Linked DNA regions of Homo sapiens: regions 2 and 3 are each linked to region 1. The links are chromatin contacts, found by POLR2A ChIA-PET in ENCODE. All regions are on one chromosome and are shown on one strand. Each heading gives the region's core, a stretch centred on a gene start or an enhancer-like site at or near the end of the contact. The rest is flanking DNA. Distances are from core to core; before and after follow the strand shown.

Region 1 (2,877 bases), core at 278-2,777:
TCCTCCTGCCTCAACCTCCAGAGTAGCTGGAACTACAGGTGCGCATTACCACACCTGTCTAATTTTATTGTTTGTAGAGGTGGAATCTTGCTATGTTATAGCCCAGGCTGTCAGGCTGGTCTCAAACTCCTGGGCTCAAGCGATCTTCCTGCCTCAGCCTCTCAAAGCACTGGGATTACAGGCATGAGCCACCGCACCCAGTGGGAGCCTGTTTAAAACTTCTGTTCCTTTTTTTTTTGAGGCAGAGTCTCACTCTGTCGCCAGGCTGGAGTGCAGTGGCTCAATCTTGGCTCACTGCAACCTCCACCTCCCGGGTTCAAGTGATTCTCCTGCCTCAGCCTCCCAAGTAGCTGGGATTACAGGTGTGCACCACCACACCCGACTAATTTTTTTCTGTTTTTAGTAGAGATGGGGTTTCACCATGTTGGCCAGGCTGGTCTTGAACTCCTGACCTCAAATGATCCGCCCACCTCGGCCTCAAACTTTTGTCCTTGTTGTGCCTTATTTTACCCCACAGGGATTCAGGTGAAACTGAATGCAACCACGGATGGCTAGGCATCTCACAGATCTACAAGTTACCATCTCCTTAGCCGGTCTTCAAAAGGCACCAGGCCTTTTGAATAAATAAATATATTTACTTATTTATTTATTTTCCCCCTTGGTCTGCAAGATTCCATAAGGTGTCTGAGAACACAGGAGCTATCCCCTTCCTTACCTCGGCCAAAAGAGCAGCTTTGGGTTTTGGGGGGGGTTTTGAGACAGAGTCTCTCTCTGTCACCCAGGTTGGAGTGCAGTGGCACGATCTCGGCTCACTGCAACCTCCGCCTCCTGGGTTGAAGCAGTTCTCCTGCCTCAGTCTCTTGAGTAGCTGGGATTACAGGCACCCGCCACCACACCTGGCTAATTTTTGTATTTTTAGTAGAGACAGGGTTTCACCATGTTGGCCAGGCTGGCCTTGAACTCCTGACCTCAGGTGATCCGCTCACCTCAGCCTCCCAAAGTGCTGGGATTACAGGCGTGAGCCACTGCGCCTGGCCAGCTTTGGTTTTCTTCTTTCCCACCAGCATGATCCTGAAAGGAGCTCCCACCCAGGCCCCATTTTGGTTATTTTGCAGGGCAAGTCCCTGCCCTGCCAGCAGAGGGTTCCAGAAGGGCCTCTGTGGGCCTGCTTGGCATCTACCAGCACATGGCAAAGACAGCCTGGTCACCTGGTCACCACCAGGACTGCTCAGGCTCCCTCCGCCCCACTCGGCATCCTGCTGTGATCTGGGGGATATGTCAGTTCCTCCATAGCAAGCCCCGCTGGATGCACGTCCCACCCTGTAGATTCCTAGCCAGCCCCTCCTACTTCTCAGACATCCGAATGGCCCCCAGACTAAACACTTTACTCAGCTTTGGGGCAGCCACCAGCAGAGTCCGGGTGCCGCCAACCCAGGGAAACTGGTGTCCACAGACAGTGGCTGAGGCACGCCACGGTGTGCAGCGTGGAGAGGTGGCGGTGGCCTTGTTGCACTTGCGCCTTCTCACTCTCTCCCCTCTCTCTGTGTCTCTCAGTCTAACCCGCCAGGCGTGGCTTGCTGAACTAACCCAAATCCCGACACTGTGTTCCTTTTGTTCACAAAACCATTTTTAATATTTTGACAGGAAAAGTAAAGGTATCAAACAAAAGCAGATCATTCCAAAGGTAAAAAAAAAAACACACCCCGCGCGACACGTTCCAAGATATCTTGCTTCTCTGCCCGTCTTGAGAGCTTTCACTTCTGCAACTTCATTTCCTCCTCCTTCCCACTATCTCCCCCTCCCTCCAAGAAAAAAAAAATGTTCTCGTGTTGAGATGATTTAGAGCTGTCTCTTTATGGGTTTCCCAGAAGCAGGGTCTGAGATGGGGTATTTGCACACACAGCGGCTTATGGAAGAGGGCTTACGTGAGAAGGCAGAGAGAAGGGGTGAGGGAGGAAGCTAGGGGCGTAAGCATAGCTGAAGTCTGGCCTCAGCCTGGTCCCATGGGGAGCTCTAGTGGGTTCATAGCACCACAGAGCTCATCCTGCCCCAACGTAATGGGACCCTTCCGTTTAACACCCCCATCTTCAGTCCCTGGCTACTGGGCTGCTTCCAGACAGGACAGAGAACCTCCCAAGCGCTCTGTCTCGTTTCCACATACAAGTGCAGCAATTTAAGAAATTTGCAAGAAGAGTAAGAATAGCCTTGCAGTCTAGTTAGCAGATGGGAGAGGGCTAATTCCTCTTGTCAGCTGATAGAACTGGCTGACACATGATGGTGGCCTGTCCGATGAGCTCATGCGGATGGCACAGAAAGGACCTGGCCCTTCTTGACTCAAGTAATGTAAACTGTAGGAGCTATGCAGAGGAGAGGGACGGCCAGGTTCAGTAGCACTGGCTTCCTCTCTAACCCAGAGGAAGAGGAAATGGGGCAGCCACTCAGGCTGTGAAAGAGGCTGTCATCAGCCCTCCCGGAACCAGCGCTGTGTGCAAGGTGCAAACCCACCTCATTCCACTGGGCCCACATCAATAGTGTGGTCCTGAGACCAAACCTAAGAGCTGCTGCCCGGGCACTCGCTGCGGGGACGCTGTTCTGCCCTGGCTTCGGGGACACCTGTGATGCCTCCCCGTGCCCGTGTGGGCTGTGGGAGGGCAGGCCGGACCCCATGTGTCTGTCCTAGAACCTACTGGACTCCAAGTCCCTGAAACTCATCATCAGCATGACTCTGCACGACCGCACCACCAAGTCCCTACTGCACCTGCACAAGAAGAAAAAGCCACCAAGCATCAGCGCCCAGTTCCAGGTAGGTGGAGCAGGAGAGGCAGAAGGTGGCGGTCAGCTCAGCCTCAGGCTTGTGTAGCTTCACCCGACACCGAG
Region 2 (2,877 bases), core at 258-2,757, 740 kb before region 1:
CATGTTGCTAATGACATAAATCCCCAGCCCCAGGCAGTCTGTCACTGGCCCCTGTGCAGAGACCTCTTGGCCCCCAAAAGGAAGATTCACAGCTACTGGGAAAGAGCCCTCTGTATGCTGAGAGCAGCCTCTGGAGCTGCCCACCCATGTCTGACCCCAAAGTGAGCCTGGGGCCAAGCCCGAGGCAACAGCAGAGAGGGGACGCACCAGGGGATGAGGCCTGCACCGTAAGAGGCTGCAGGTGGCACCAGGATGGCCGTAGGAATGGAAGGAAGTGCAGCAGAGCTGACCCGATGTGTTCTCCTGACCCAGCCCACTGTGCTGAGAAGACGCCATCTTCGCCTCTGCAGTGTGTGAATTGTTGATGAGGTTCAGTGTAGCTTTCAGCTCGGTCTTTCAGTTGCTCTTCCTAACTCAAAATGCTAAGAGACAACATGCAAAGTTCCTGTGGCCTCCTCACTTATCCTCCAGCCCAGAAACAATTTACAAGTGGGATGACAGAGAGAGGGGCACAAGGAGAAGGACAAGTTCACATCCTTCTGCTCTGAAGGCTTTAAAACACCGCAATTCACACAAGCGCCTGTAACTGTAACCCAGGACAACAGCAGTTGAGATGGAGAAACCCAGCAGAACCACCTCGGAGGAGAAACTGTCTCAGGATTGTGTTCTAACGACTCCTAAGCAGGGTTCACCCAACTCTGATCCCCGCACGTGGCCGAGGGCAGGACGCCTCCTACATCTTCATGCCTGGCTGCCTCCTGCCCAAACTCTCACTCTCACTCTGCTAGCAAAGTACGCGCTCTTGTGCAAAACAAACCAATGATCATCAGCCTTGGTTCAAAATGACTTTTGGAAAGCAATCCATTTTCACTGTAAAATGTTCAGAGAAGTACCTATAATCCCTTGTTTCCTATCCAGTACCTCTCATCCTCCCGACAACGCTAAAGGGCAGGTAATATTACTAGTCCAGTTGACAGGTGGGGAAACTGAGTTTGCCCTACTCAGGACCACAACAGCCAATGAGCAACAGTCAGTGAAGCACCCAGGATAGGTGGTCCTGGAGTCAGACCCTCACCTACTGTGCACCCTGTAATGACAGCCCAGGTGTCACAGGGCTGTGCACCGGACCACAGGACAGCCTCATGCATATGCTGGCCTGGGAAAATGCACGTCCGTGATGACGTGCTGGAGCATTTTATTAAACAGAAGAGGTCAAAAGGCAACACTCAATTTGAGCATATAAATGGACTTGAAAGCCAGTGTTTTCGATGACCTGCCATTTCCCCAGGAAAGCTGAGACCCCATAATGGCTATGTTTTTCAATGCCACTGCCAAGTTTTGCAGGAAGTTAGGCATATAACACTGAAACACATCTCAGTCTGAGTTCCTACTTAGAAAAACATATGGATGCAAAAACATAGCCCGGAGTAGAGCTTGCTTGATAATCCTTCCATTTCTGCCTTCCCCTTAGAGGCCCCCACAGGCCTTGCACAACCATCACCCAATGTGAGCCCAGCCCTCCCAGCAGGCCGGCCCACATTCTGCGGGTGAGATAACCTGGCTCAGTCATGTGGCAAGCACGGGGCAGAACTGGGACTTGACTCAAAACATTCAAAAGGCATCAGGGAAACGCTGGGGTATGTCTAACCTTCCTGGACTGGATGGGCAGCTCTCTCCAACTGCTCCATCAGAGGTTTCTACAGCAGAGCTAAGGTAAATGTTACCAAGAGAAGGAGAAGACTTGGCAAGTGAAAAGAGAGCTTTTCCAAATCACAAGGAAAAAGACATCTCAATTAAAAATGAGCAAAGAGAGAGGCAATTCAGAAAGAAGAGATGCAGCAAAGTTAGAAAGAAAATGTTCCATCTCACTAGTAATTTAAGTATTACAGGGCCAGGCACTCTGGCTCACACCTGTAATCCCAGCACTTAGGGAGGCCAAGGTGGGTGAATCACCTGAGGTCAGGAGTTCAAGACCAGCCTGGCCAACATGATGAAACCCCATCACTACTAAAAATACAAAAATTAGCCAGGCATGGTGGCAGGTGCCTGTAATCCCAGTTACTCAGGAGGCTGAGGCAGGAGAATCACTTGAACCTGGGAGGCGGAGGCTGCAGTGAGCCGAGATCATACCACTGCACTCCAGCCTGAGCGACAGAGCAAGACTTCATCTTCGGAAAAAAAAAAAAAGGCAGAGAAGCTAAAACAATTCTGAAAAAGAATAATAAAGTGGAAAGAGTCAGTCTACCTGATTTCAAGACTGACTCTATAGCTAGAGTAGTTAAGACAGTGGAGTATTGGCAGGGGGCGGGCACAGACAGTAATGCACAGAACAGAATGTAGAATCTGAGAAACAGACACACACAGATCTGCCCAGTGGATTTCTTGACAAAGGTGCAAAAGTATTTCAGGAGGAAGGAAAGCCTTTCCACAAAGGGCACTGGAGCAATCGGCATCCATAGGAAAAACATGGGCCTCGAACTAAAAGTCTTATGCCTCGTACAAAATGTAACTCAAAGTGGATCATGAATTCAAATGTAAAACATAATCCTCAGGATCTAGGGCAAAGCAAAGAGTTCTTAGACTTGACACCAAAAGCCCGATTCACAAAAGGAAAGATTGGCAGACAAACTTTATGTTTGCACTGTGAAAGAGCCATGTAAGGCCTGGCGTGGTGGTTCATGCCTGTAATCCCAGCACTTTGGGAGGCCGAGGCAGGAGGATCACCAGAGTTTGGGAGTTCAAGACCAGTCTGACCTACATGGAGAAACCCCATCTCTACTAAAAATGTAAAATTAGCCAGGCATGGTGGCGCATGCCTGTAATCCCAGCTACTCGGGAGGCTGAGGCAGGAGAATCGCTTGAACCCGGGAGATGGAG
Region 3 (2,877 bases), core at 214-2,713, 620 kb after region 1:
CAGGATAATCGCTTGAACCTGGGAAGCGGGGGTTGCAGTGAGCTGAGATCATGCCATTGCACTCCAGCCTGGGTGACCTAGCAAGATTCTGTCTCCAAAAAAAAAAAAAAATCATTGTAGAGACAGGGTCTTGCTGTGTTACCCAGGCTGGTCTTGAGCACCTAAGCTCAAGTGATCCTCCTGCCTCAGCCTCCTAAAGCACTGGGATTACAGGTGACTTATCTTGACTGAATCACGGGTGCCCAAGGCTTACTAGTCTCCCAAGCTATAAATCTGTCTTCTGAGGCAGAACGTGTGCGGCAGGGGACTGTGGCTGCTGCCTCGTGGAGTGGGGGCGAGGCTGCAGTGAGATAGGAGGTGATGGCTATCGTACTTTTTCCCTTCTGCAACAAACTAGGTAGCATCCTGTGGGAGCACAGTTGCAGGAGATAAGATGCCCAGCCCTGGGGCTTCAGGCTGGCTGGGCAGATGGACAGGAGAGAAGCGAAGAGATTTCCCATGTCTGATGGTGGTGAATGCTACAGACATCAGCAGTGCTGGGGCTAGGTGTTTTAGCCTGGAGGTCGAAGCCTCTCGGAGGTGACATTTCAGGGGAAGCCTAAATATGAAGACTACGGAAAGAGCTGGAAAGGAAGGGGGTCCTAGGTGGAGGCAGTGGCAGGTGCAAAGGCCCTGAGGCAGGGCTGAGCTTGGGTGGTTTTTGTTTGTTTTGAGACAGGGTCTCGCTTTGCCACCAGGCTGGAAGTGTGATCACAGCTCCCTGCAGCCTCCACTTCCAGGGCTCAAGTGATCCTCCCACCTCAGCCTCCCGAGTAGCTGGGACTAAAGGCATACACCACCATACTCAGCTAATTTTTTTACTTTTTTTTTTAATTTTTAGCACAGACAGGTCTCCCTTTTTTGCCCAGGCTGGTCTTGAACTCCTAGGCTCAAGCAACCCTCTTGCTTCAGCCTCCTAAAGTGCAAGGATTATAGGCATGAGCTACTGCATCCAGCCTGAGCCTGGGTGTTAAAGGATTTTTTTTTTTTTTGAGACAGAATCTGGCTATATTGCCCAGGCTGGCGTGCAGTGGCACGATCTCGGCTCACTGCAACCTCCACCTCCTGGATTCAAGTGATTCTCCTGCCTCAGCCTCCTGAGTAGCTGGGATTACAGGCGTGTGCCACCACACCTGGCTAATTTTTGTATTTTTAGTAGAGACAGAGTTTCACCATGTTGGCCAGGCTGGTCTCAAACTCCTGACCTCAGGTGATCTGCCCTCCTTGACCTCCCAAAGTACCGGGATTACAGACGTGGGCCACAGCTCCCGGCCATGTTTAAGGAGGCTGGTGCAGCTGGAGCAGATGAGTGAGGGCAGAGATTGTGTGGGAAAGATGGCAGCAGAGAGGACCCACATCCTGCAGCCACACCCCAGGCGGTGGCTTCTGGGTCTTGGCAGGGGAAATAAATGGCTTTTCTGTGCATTTGAGGAAGTGGGTTCTGGAGGATGGCAAAATCGCACTGGCACGTGAAGTGCAAACAGCTCCAGGCAGGACCGACTGGTCTGGCAGCGGGCGGCCAGGCGAGGGTCCCCAAGAGTCAGCCTGGATGTCACTGCTGGACACTGGTGGCACCGTGTCTGGCTTGGGGTGAAGTTTTTTCACCCACCTTGAACAGGAGTGCAGGGTAGGCGCTGTAACATGCAGGGAACATATGACAATTGCCTGTTGGCACCAGGCATGGTGACTGGTGCCTGTGGTCGCAGCTACTCAAGAGGCTAAGGCAGGAGGATCACTTGAGCCCAGGAGCTGGAGGCTGCAGTGAGCTATGATCGCCACTGCACTCCAGCCTGGACAACAGAGCAAGTGAGATCCTATCACTAAAAAAAAAAAAAAAAAATTTTTAATTAGCTGGCAAGGTGGCTTATGTCTGTAATCCCAGCGCTTTGGGAAGCCAAGGCAAGAGGATTGCTTGAGGCCAGGAATTCAAGACCAGCCTGGACAACATAGTGAGACCCTGTCTCTTAAAACACAGCACACACAATCAATACCTGTTGGGCCTTCCTGGCTTATAGGCCATGGTGTGCCAACAGCTCTCACCTGGATACCAGACTGAGCCTCCCACTGCCCAGAGGTTCCTCATTCTGCTCCTTCTGGTCCTTCTTTTTCCACCCCCTAACATCTGGACATCTGGGCTGTGATCGAAACATTGATGACTTTCTTCATCTTATTTTCCTTTTTTTTTTCTTTTCTTTCTTTCTTTTTTTTCTTTTTTTTTTTTTTTTTGAGACAGAGTCTTGTTCTATCGCCCAGGCTGGAGTACAATGGCTTGATCTTGGCTCACTGCCACCTCCGCCTCCCAGATTCAAGTGATTCTACTGTCTCAGCCTCCTGAGTAGCTGGGATTACAGACACGCACCACCACACCCGGGTAATTTTTGTATTTTTAGTAGAGATGGGGTTTTGCCATGTTGGCCAGGCTGATCTCGAACTCCTGAGCTCAAGTGATTGCCTCGGCTTCCCAAAGTGCTGAGATTACAGGCGTGAGCCACCGTGCCCAGCTTTTTTTTTTTTTTTTTTTTTTGAGACATAGTCTTGCTCTGTTGCCCAGGCTGGAGTGCAGTGGTGTGATCTTGGCTCACTGCAACCTCCGCCTCCTGGGTTCAAGCGATTTTCCTTCCTCAGCCTCCTGAGTAGCTGGGATTACAGGCATGAGCCATGAGCCACCACGCCCTGCTAATTTTTGTATCTAATATTTTGTATTTAGTAGAGACGGGGGTTTCACCATGTTGGCCAGGCTGGTCTCGAACTCCTGACCTCAGGTGATCCACCACTTTGGCCTCCCAAAGTGCTGGGATGACAGCTGTGAGCCACTGCACCCAGCCCTTCACCTTATTT

The links. ChIA-PET counts read pairs that join two places held with the same protein, here RNA polymerase II (POLR2A).
Region 2: POLR2A ChIA-PET joins it to region 1 with 10 read pairs in GM12878. The contact joins two enhancer-like sites. POLR2A ChIA-PET finds 5 or more read pairs at or near these places in 4 of 52 experiments (GM12878, T-cell, activated CD4-positive, alpha-beta T cell and 1 more).
Region 3: POLR2A ChIA-PET joins it to region 1 with 12 read pairs in CD4-positive, alpha-beta T cell. The contact joins two enhancer-like sites. POLR2A ChIA-PET finds 5 or more read pairs at or near these places in 2 of 52 experiments (CD4-positive, alpha-beta T cell and activated naive CD4-positive, alpha-beta T cell).

Annotation. Positions count from the first base shown.
Region 1 is chr19:17,182,185-17,185,061 of GRCh38, forward strand. MYO9B (myosin IXB) reads left to right here. Exons shown (of 40, transcript NM_004145.4): 16 at 1,645-1,684; 17 at 2,681-2,803. Among named protein-coding and RNA genes, the nearest start is that of USE1, 32 kb to the right of the region's middle. RefSeq lists an enhancer at 2,122-2,331. Within about 2 kb of position 1,528, at least 8 of the 41 ENCODE cell types and tissues checked have a DNase peak (open chromatin) inside an H3K27ac peak, as active enhancers do; they include GM12878, where a contact is called at or near this core.
Region 2 is chr19:16,445,589-16,448,465 of GRCh38, forward strand. All of the region lies in intron 1 of EPS15L1 (epidermal growth factor receptor pathway substrate 15 like 1), which reads right to left. Among named protein-coding and RNA genes, the nearest start is that of EPS15L1, 25 kb to the right of the region's middle. RefSeq lists enhancers at 1-378, 113-192, 303-362. Within about 2 kb of position 1,508, at least 32 of the 41 ENCODE cell types and tissues checked have a DNase peak (open chromatin) inside an H3K27ac peak, as active enhancers do; they include GM12878, where a contact is called at or near this core.
Region 3 is chr19:17,801,993-17,804,869 of GRCh38, forward strand. All of the region lies in intron 1 of B3GNT3 (UDP-GlcNAc:betaGal beta-1,3-N-acetylglucosaminyltransferase 3), which reads left to right. Among named protein-coding and RNA genes, the nearest start is that of B3GNT3, 8.3 kb to the left of the region's middle. Within about 2 kb of position 1,464, at least 2 of the 41 ENCODE cell types and tissues checked have a DNase peak (open chromatin) inside an H3K27ac peak, as active enhancers do.